3 separate regions of the Homo sapiens genome follow, and all the other regions are linked to region 3. A link is a loop called in an ENCODE intact Hi-C map of the cell type or tissue named here. Cell type or tissue: endothelial cell of umbilical vein. All regions are shown on one strand.

Region 1 (2,500 bases), 240 kb before region 3:
TGATGAAACTGGAGGCAACCCAATTTTAGGAATTTAAAGCCATCAAAGTATTAGCACAACAAGTTATCTCCTCGGGAAAAATTTGACTGAAAATTAGAACTGTTTTACCAGGATTGTAAAAAAATTACTAAACAGATTTTCTTTCTGTCTCAAATCTCCCACACGGAGGAAGGAGGAAGGAAAAGGAGGAGAAAGTAATAGCAATTTCATGTAATAATGTCAGAAAAATGTTGACAACATTATGTTTGTAAATGAAATAATTTGTTCAAGCAGCAGAGGGAGCCAATGTATTATTTTAATTTTTTCTTTAAGTGTTGGGAATATTCTCAGTTTCTATAACAGAAAAATATCACTTAATTTTAAAATTACAAATTTGATGCCTTATTTTTTATCATTATGTGATCTTTAATATTTTTAATTAAGTGTAACAAGTTACATGTAAAAAGTTGATAATATTATTACATAATATTTTGGAAGATGTTTAACCCTTTGCATTTCCAAAGTAAGCAATAACATTCCTTCAGCTAATTCTTTAAATGTGAGCCAACTATATTATTTGACTACCGCAGCTAACACCACAGGGAAAAGACTATGTAACAAAAATGTCATTTAAATTAACATTATTAATTGTCTAAAGTGTCACAAATGTAAAGGAACCACAATTCTATTGGACTGCCTAGTTTGTCTATTTGTACTTTGAGAAGGTACTTTAAGGGTAAAAACTTTTTATAATCAAAAGGTCACAATGAATTGAAAAAAATGAAAGCCTCACTTAAAAAACAAACAGGCTCCCTGCCTCAATTCTTGGTACCTTTCTAATTCACTCTTCACACTATTACCAAAATAATCTTAAAATTCAAAAGTCATGTTACTTCCTCCCACTGACTTGCCAGCTCCTACGATAAAGATCAAAGTCTTTGACTTACAAGACCATACATGATTTGAACAACACCCAACTTTCTACTCTCAGATCTTGCCAAACTCCCTCTTCATCTCTGAACTCCAATAGTGGCAATCTATTTTAGTTCCGGAGATCCACCACAGGGCCTTTGAACACGCTGGTCCTGAATCTTGGAATGTTCTCCCACCTGTACTGTCCTCACTTATCCATCATATCTCTACACAGGTCACTTCCTCAGAAAAGCCTTACAGCTAGGTCCAGCATTCTATCTATATCCTACTCTTATGGCTTCCTATACTTTTCCTTTTTGCCACTTAAACAGCTAATAATTTATATCTATATGAGTAATCAATATTTAATATTTACATAACTGGTCAATATTATAAATATTAAATTATTTCACTATTAAGTTATAAATATCAAACTTTTAATATGATTATAATATAATTAGAATACATTTATAATTGTTATAATATTAATAGAAGATTAAATGATAAATCCTGAAAACTTCATAAGGACATACCATTTCTCTTCTGCTCATCTTTGAGTTTCCAGTTCCTATTACAGGACGTGTGTGGTCTTAGTCTGCTTGGGATGCCATCACAAAATACCAGAGACTGAATGACTTAAACAATAGCAACTTATTTTCTCTCAGTTCTAGAGGCTGAAGGTTTGAGATCAGGGTGCCAGCATGTTCTGGCTCTGGCGAGGGCTCTCTTTCTAGCCTGCAGGTGGCTGCTTACTCACTGTGTCCTCACAGGATCTCTTTCTCTTTTCTTCCTTTTATAGAGCCACAGTCCTATTGGATTAAGGCCCCATCTTTATGCTCTCATTTAACCTTCATTAACTCCTAAAGACCCTATCTCCAGATATAGTCACACTGCACCTTTAAAATATGCACTTGGAGGGCATACAATTCAGTCCATAGCATAGCATGTGCTAAGACTAGTATGGAACAAATATACGGTATCACTAAGAAGAGCGAACACAAAGTATTAAAAATGTAATAAGCATAAAAATATTTATTTCAGTATTACAGCCATTGAAGGAAAAATACCACCAGAATAATAAAGCCAGAGAGAAAATAAGCAAATTATCTAACCAAAAAACATGAGGGAGGAGGTATATACTCTAATAATCAATTCAACATTCATCAGTCCTATTCATGTCAGCCACTGCATTGGCAATGGTGTTATACAGATGAAATACTTCATAGCCTGGTGATGGAAGAAGTCATAACCTAATAATTAAAGTGTTTTATTGTAAGTGTTTGACCATCCCTCAGCTCCCAATTATCTGAACCCAGTAGAATTTGGTAACTGCCCCTAAAAGTCTCATAACTACAATGAATGTTGACCAACGATTTCTTTTAAAACCAATGGACACTTTTAACTCTCATTTAGGGTCTTTACATATGGATATATAGTTTGTATGCTAACTGCACAAATCCAGGGCAAACCTTTCACAAACTAGCTCCCTCTAGAATTGTGCAGTATACAATCTGCACACTGAAGGAAATGTCTGATCTTCTAGATCTCATTTAACATTTAACACGAATCATCAACACTTTTTTTTTCCTAGAGAATGTTCGTCCCTTGA
Region 2 (2,500 bases), 1.5 Mb after region 3:
TAAGTTCAATTACTAAACTGCCACTCGTGCTCCAGCATCCTCTCCTTTCCAGCTTTTATTTCAATATATACTAAAAGAGACAGCTTGGGATTTAACTACCTAATATTGTATAAATTATCTCATAACTTTTTAAATTTAAGCTAAATTCTAGGTTCTAATTCATTATGTAAAAGTACAACATGAAATATTTAATAATTTACTTTCCCTTCAAAACAATCATTTATATATATATTTATATGTATGTTTATATATATATACATATATATATGTCTCTCTCTCTCTCTTTTGAGACATAGTCTCACTGTGTCGCCCAGGCTGGAGTGCAGTGGCACGTTCTTGGCTCACGGCAACCTCTACCTCCCAGGTTCAAGTGATTCTCCTGTGTCACCCTCCCCAGCAACTGGGATTACAGGCATCCGCCACCACACCTGGCTAATTTTTGTATTTTTAGAAGAGGTGGGGTTTCGCCATGTTGGGCAGGCTGGTCTCGAACTCCTGACCCCAGGTGATCCTCGACCTCCCAAAGTGCTGGGATTACAGGTGTGAGCCACCGTGCCCAGCCAAGACAAGCATTTATAATTGTATCCTTTATATAACCACTAAAACAAAATGAATTTTAGCAGACACGTAAAATTCAATTGGACAAAGCAGTAGAAAAGTGCTGCTGGGCCATTGCCTATAAACAAATAATGCACATTTTCTCATCACTACTTACCATATTTCTCTCCAAAATTATGAATTAATCCTATGTAAAAAATTACTCCGGCCGGGCACAGTGGCTCACACCTGCAATCCCAGCACTTTGGGAGGCCAAGGCGGGCGGATCACCAGGTCAGGAGATCGAGACCATCCTGGCTAACACAGTGAAACCCTGGCTCTACTAAAAACACAAAAAATCAGCGGGGCAAGATGGCAAGCACCTGTAGTCCCAGCTACTCGGGAGGCTGAGGCAGAATGGCCTGAACCCGTGAGGCAGAGCTTGCAGTAGGCCGAGATCATGCCATTGCACTCCAGCCTGGGCAACAGAGCGAGACTCCGTCTCAAAAAAAAAAAAAAAAGAAAAAGACATGTCTGCTTTAAACCGTAATATAGTATCCCAAGTGCAGCCTGAAAATATTCTTGTTGTTTCCAATATTATTCAAGGACATGTTTTATATGCATTTTGAAGTATTCAGACTGAGAAAAAAGGTCTTACGGCTTTTAAGAATTTAGAGAGCTATAGTGCCATCTACTGGAAAACACAGATTATGTTACTTCTTAAGCAAAATTCACTACCATATTTTCTATCAAACAAATCCCAGGGTCATGTCTACAATGATTTTGCATTGATTATATAACATGTAAAATTAACTACTAAATCTGTTAACCACGTACATAGCAGTTATAACTGAATACTAATGTGATTACAAATGTATACTACTCCATTCCCACCATAGAGAAAGAATGCATAAGACTCAGAAATTAACACCTAGCTGGTTCAGAGTTGACCTGGGATTTCCTTCTGAATGGCTTTTTTTTTCTTCCAAATCCTAACCTTATATTTCTCTTTCTTTTTTCTTGAGATGGGGTCTCTCCATGTCGCCCAGGATGATCTCAAACTCCTGTGCTCAAGCAATCCTCCTGCCTCAGCCTTTTAAGTGGGTACGACTAAAACAGAGGGCTTTTGTTCAACATGACTGACTCAGCATGATCCTTGCAAGCAGAGGGCCAACATCACACGCACACGCACACACGCACACACACACACACACACACACACACACACACACACACTCAAATGGAAAACCATGAAGAAAACAATAATATAGCTGTTGATTTGTCATTACCTAAATAGAACACTTATTCAGTAGTAAACACTTTTTTTGCATTTTTTTTAAATATCAAACACTTCACAAATCTCCACATCATCCTTGCACAGAGACCATGCTAATCGTCTCTGTATTGCTCCAATTTTAGTATATGTGCTGCAGAAGTAAGCGCTAACACATCCTTTTACATAAACAAGTATTCTTACACCTTCCTGAATTTGGGAAGGATTATACTCAAGGAATAGGGGAAGTGATGGAACTTACTGAGGTGCTACACGTCTCCAGTAGCGATCAATTCCATGTTTAAAATACAGTACAGCAAGCCACCTTACATTTATATCCAAAGTGTGGTTGGTGAAAATATTCTATAAATAAAAAACATAATATTAGAATTAGCATGGAATAAGTAAAAAGTATAATTAATGTACCCACAATAAAGTATGGACAGATCTTTGTTTTGTTTTGTTTTGTTTTGTTTTGTTTTTGAGACAGTTTCACTCTCGTCGCCCAGGCTGGAGTGCAATGACACGATTTCGGCTCACTGCAACCTCCGCCTCCCAGGTTCAAGAGATTCTCCTGCCTCAGCCTCCCAAGTAGCTGGGGTTACAGGTGCCTGCCACCAAGCCCAGCTAATTTTTTGTATTTTTTTTTTGTAGAGACAGGGTTTCACCATGCTGGCCAGGCTGGTCTCG
Region 3 (2,500 bases):
CATACTTCTGTTTCCCTCCTAGTATTCATAAGTGTGCCTTTAAAAACTTTTAAATTGTAAGAAATAAAATGTTTGATATATTATGTATATTATTACTAAGAAAAAACTTGAATTACTTTGGATTTTTAAAAACTTTGATAAATTCTACATCATAGCATATTGAAGCAGAATAACAAATGCTATACCTCAGGAATATTAATTCCAGATTTTACAGCATTTTAACTTTCTTGATGAGAAAAAATAAATTTGTCAGTTATTAAACTATTTGGGATCCAACAGATGAAAGCAGAATTCTAACTAACATATTTATTGATTTATTTGTGATTTACATATTTACATGTGTTGTTTGACACAATTCTTAATTATGTTCTTGATATGCATATATTTGCTTCTTAAATTTTAAGTTTCCTTTATTTTACTTTGTTTATAGTCTCAACTATAATTTCAAAGTTTAATTTTAGATAATTCAGCTTTTAAATATTTTCCCATTATAATTTTTGGACCTCTAACTCTATTTTAACTGTAAATATAGTTCTGTATTTGTGAAGAGACTTTAGAAGTGGAAATAGATACCTTCACAAATCTTAAAAAGACTTCTTCAGAGTCTGTAAACAGCATTACCATGTATACTTATCTCTTTCTTTTCAATGCCATGAATCATCACAAATGGCAGGCTCATTGTGGTGGCATGCTGAAATGATTGAGTGGGAACTGTGCCCAGCACTGAACTATAAAAAAAAAAAACAAACAAAACCTTATCCAAACACACTGTCCTGTATTGTAATGCATTGGCCCAACTGGATTCTTTTTGATGCTTTGGTGATTGCTCTTTTGTTTGGGCTTGGAGAATTCAGAGCTATGAAATTCAGAGCTCAGATTTGAACACAATATTAAGATTATTGCAATCTGTAGTGAATCTGTTCATGTTATCCAGTGTCAACTGCTTTTGAGATTGCATTCCTTTCACCTCAGGCATGCAATCAGGATGTATAAGTGAAATGTTGTGTGGTATGTTTACTGTAGTTGCTTAGAAGTCCCATTCTTTACCAATGCTCAAATGTGATTAAATTTGTTTTTCTTGTTAAAGGAAACAGCTTAGAACAAACCCTTGTAAGTATCTTTATTTTCAGTGATTTAACATTTCCAAATGTTAAATCATTTGGAAAATGCAATACTATTCGTTTCTCCAACAAAAGGTAAATTTATGTCAGTTCCAAAGTTCAGGTTATGACAGCACAAAACCAACACAGGTGAAAGTGTTAGCCTAGCTTTATTAAAATGGCATTCCCAGTTAGAACTTGTGAATGACAGATACTTCAGGCTTTCGAAGGAAGCTAAAACATATAATAGGCCTGATATATAAGGTTCAGAGCAAAAGAGGGCACTAAAATAAATTTTTAAAGAAAATAGGAAGGAGACAAAACTCAATACTACCTTGTCTTTTAATAACTGTCTTCCTCTTTCTAAAAGTTGTTGTATTTCCTCAATACTTGCTTCATTTCTGCATAAGGGTTTCCAGATGGCACTCTAAAACATTTGCCAGAAGGTGGCGACATAAAACCTCATTGCTTAGAACTGTCCCAGGTGCTGAACCCAGTTTCTGAGATTAAGAGAGGCTAGCCGGCTAGCGAACCGGGATTCCACCAAGTTTCCCCCAGAGGTTTGCAGGCTCTGGTAAGAAGTGCAAAAGGCCATGTGAAATGCCAGGCTTCACTTAGAACACATATGCAAAATATTTCCATCCCTGAATTTACTAGCCACAAAGCTATGGGAAGTGGCAGTGTCACTGAAATTACAAGTGTAGTAGTGATGGAAAAGTGTGTGTGTGTTTAGAATATATATCACACTGAGTTTTGTTCTTCATTTCGAGATGCAGTTGTTTACCTCTCCTTGTCCTTTGACACGTCCTTTATAATTTCGTTCTCTCCCGGTTCCCCAACGTTAAAAAAAAAGTCACAGGCAATATTCTCCCTGAGGGAGTAAGGCTGGACTGTTAGATGATAACGGAGGTACCGTTTTGTTGTTGTTGTCGTCGTTGTTCGTTTGTTTTTGGAGACGGAGTCTCGCTCTGTCGCCCAGGCTGGAGTGCAATGGCGCGAGAACGGAGGTAGCTTTTTAAAAAGGAAGACACACTCGGTCTTCTTCCATCAATTAGCAATAATTGGGAGACTGACCCAGGACTGTTCACCTTCCCATTCAGGCTCCCTATGCTTCCTTTTCTCATCTCCTATTGCCACTCTGGGATGCTGACACGATTTAAGAATTTGGCAGATAATATGAGGCAAGGAGTAGTTGGAATTCCCTCCCCCAAGTTTTTCCAACCCCAGTTTTGCTGGGTTGGAGGCGGAGTTTATTTGTTACAACCTTGGTCTGACCGGCAGGGATCTGGTGTGTGTAAGTGAGTTCTGAGTCTCTGTTGACAAAAAGAGACTCGAATGCAAAGACGCTGAGCTAGAGGGAGAGGAGGGCGGGGACCCAGAGGAAAGAGGCACTCCTCGGG

What was found. A loop is a pair of places that touch in the nucleus more often than their neighbours do. Peaks named below come from ENCODE experiments on the same cell type or tissue, not always from the same donor. Only the 100,000 strongest peaks of a DNase experiment are listed, where the experiment ranks them.
Region 1: a loop joins it to region 3, with 10 times the contacts of the local background. A loop is called at or near these places in 2 of 110 quality-filtered maps.
Region 2: it touches region 3 in a loop (9-fold over the local background); 14 of 110 quality-filtered maps call a loop at or near these places.

What each region holds. Positions count from the first base shown.
Region 1 is chr5:64,205,954-64,208,453 of GRCh38, reverse strand. All of the region lies in intron 2 of RNF180 (ring finger protein 180), which reads right to left. Among named protein-coding and RNA genes, the nearest start is that of RNF180, 41 kb to the right of the region's middle. In endothelial cell of umbilical vein, no CTCF peak of the experiment used is centred here; no DNase peak of the experiment used is centred here.
Region 2 is chr5:62,442,656-62,445,155 of GRCh38, reverse strand. IPO11 (importin 11) reads right to left here. Exons shown (of 30, transcript NM_016338.5): 3 at 2,073-2,173. It also overlaps the pseudogene RNU6-661P. Among named protein-coding and RNA genes, the nearest start is that of IPO11, 31 kb to the right of the region's middle. In endothelial cell of umbilical vein, a CTCF peak has its summit at 1,219 (motif pointing left); a DNase peak (open chromatin) is centred at 1,235.
Region 3 is chr5:63,962,361-63,964,860 of GRCh38, reverse strand. It overlaps HTR1A (5-hydroxytryptamine receptor 1A), which reads left to right and starts at 2,416. Exons shown (of 1, transcript NM_000524.4): 1 at 2,416-2,500. In endothelial cell of umbilical vein, a CTCF peak has its summit at 1,536 (motif pointing right); a DNase peak (open chromatin) is centred at 1,560.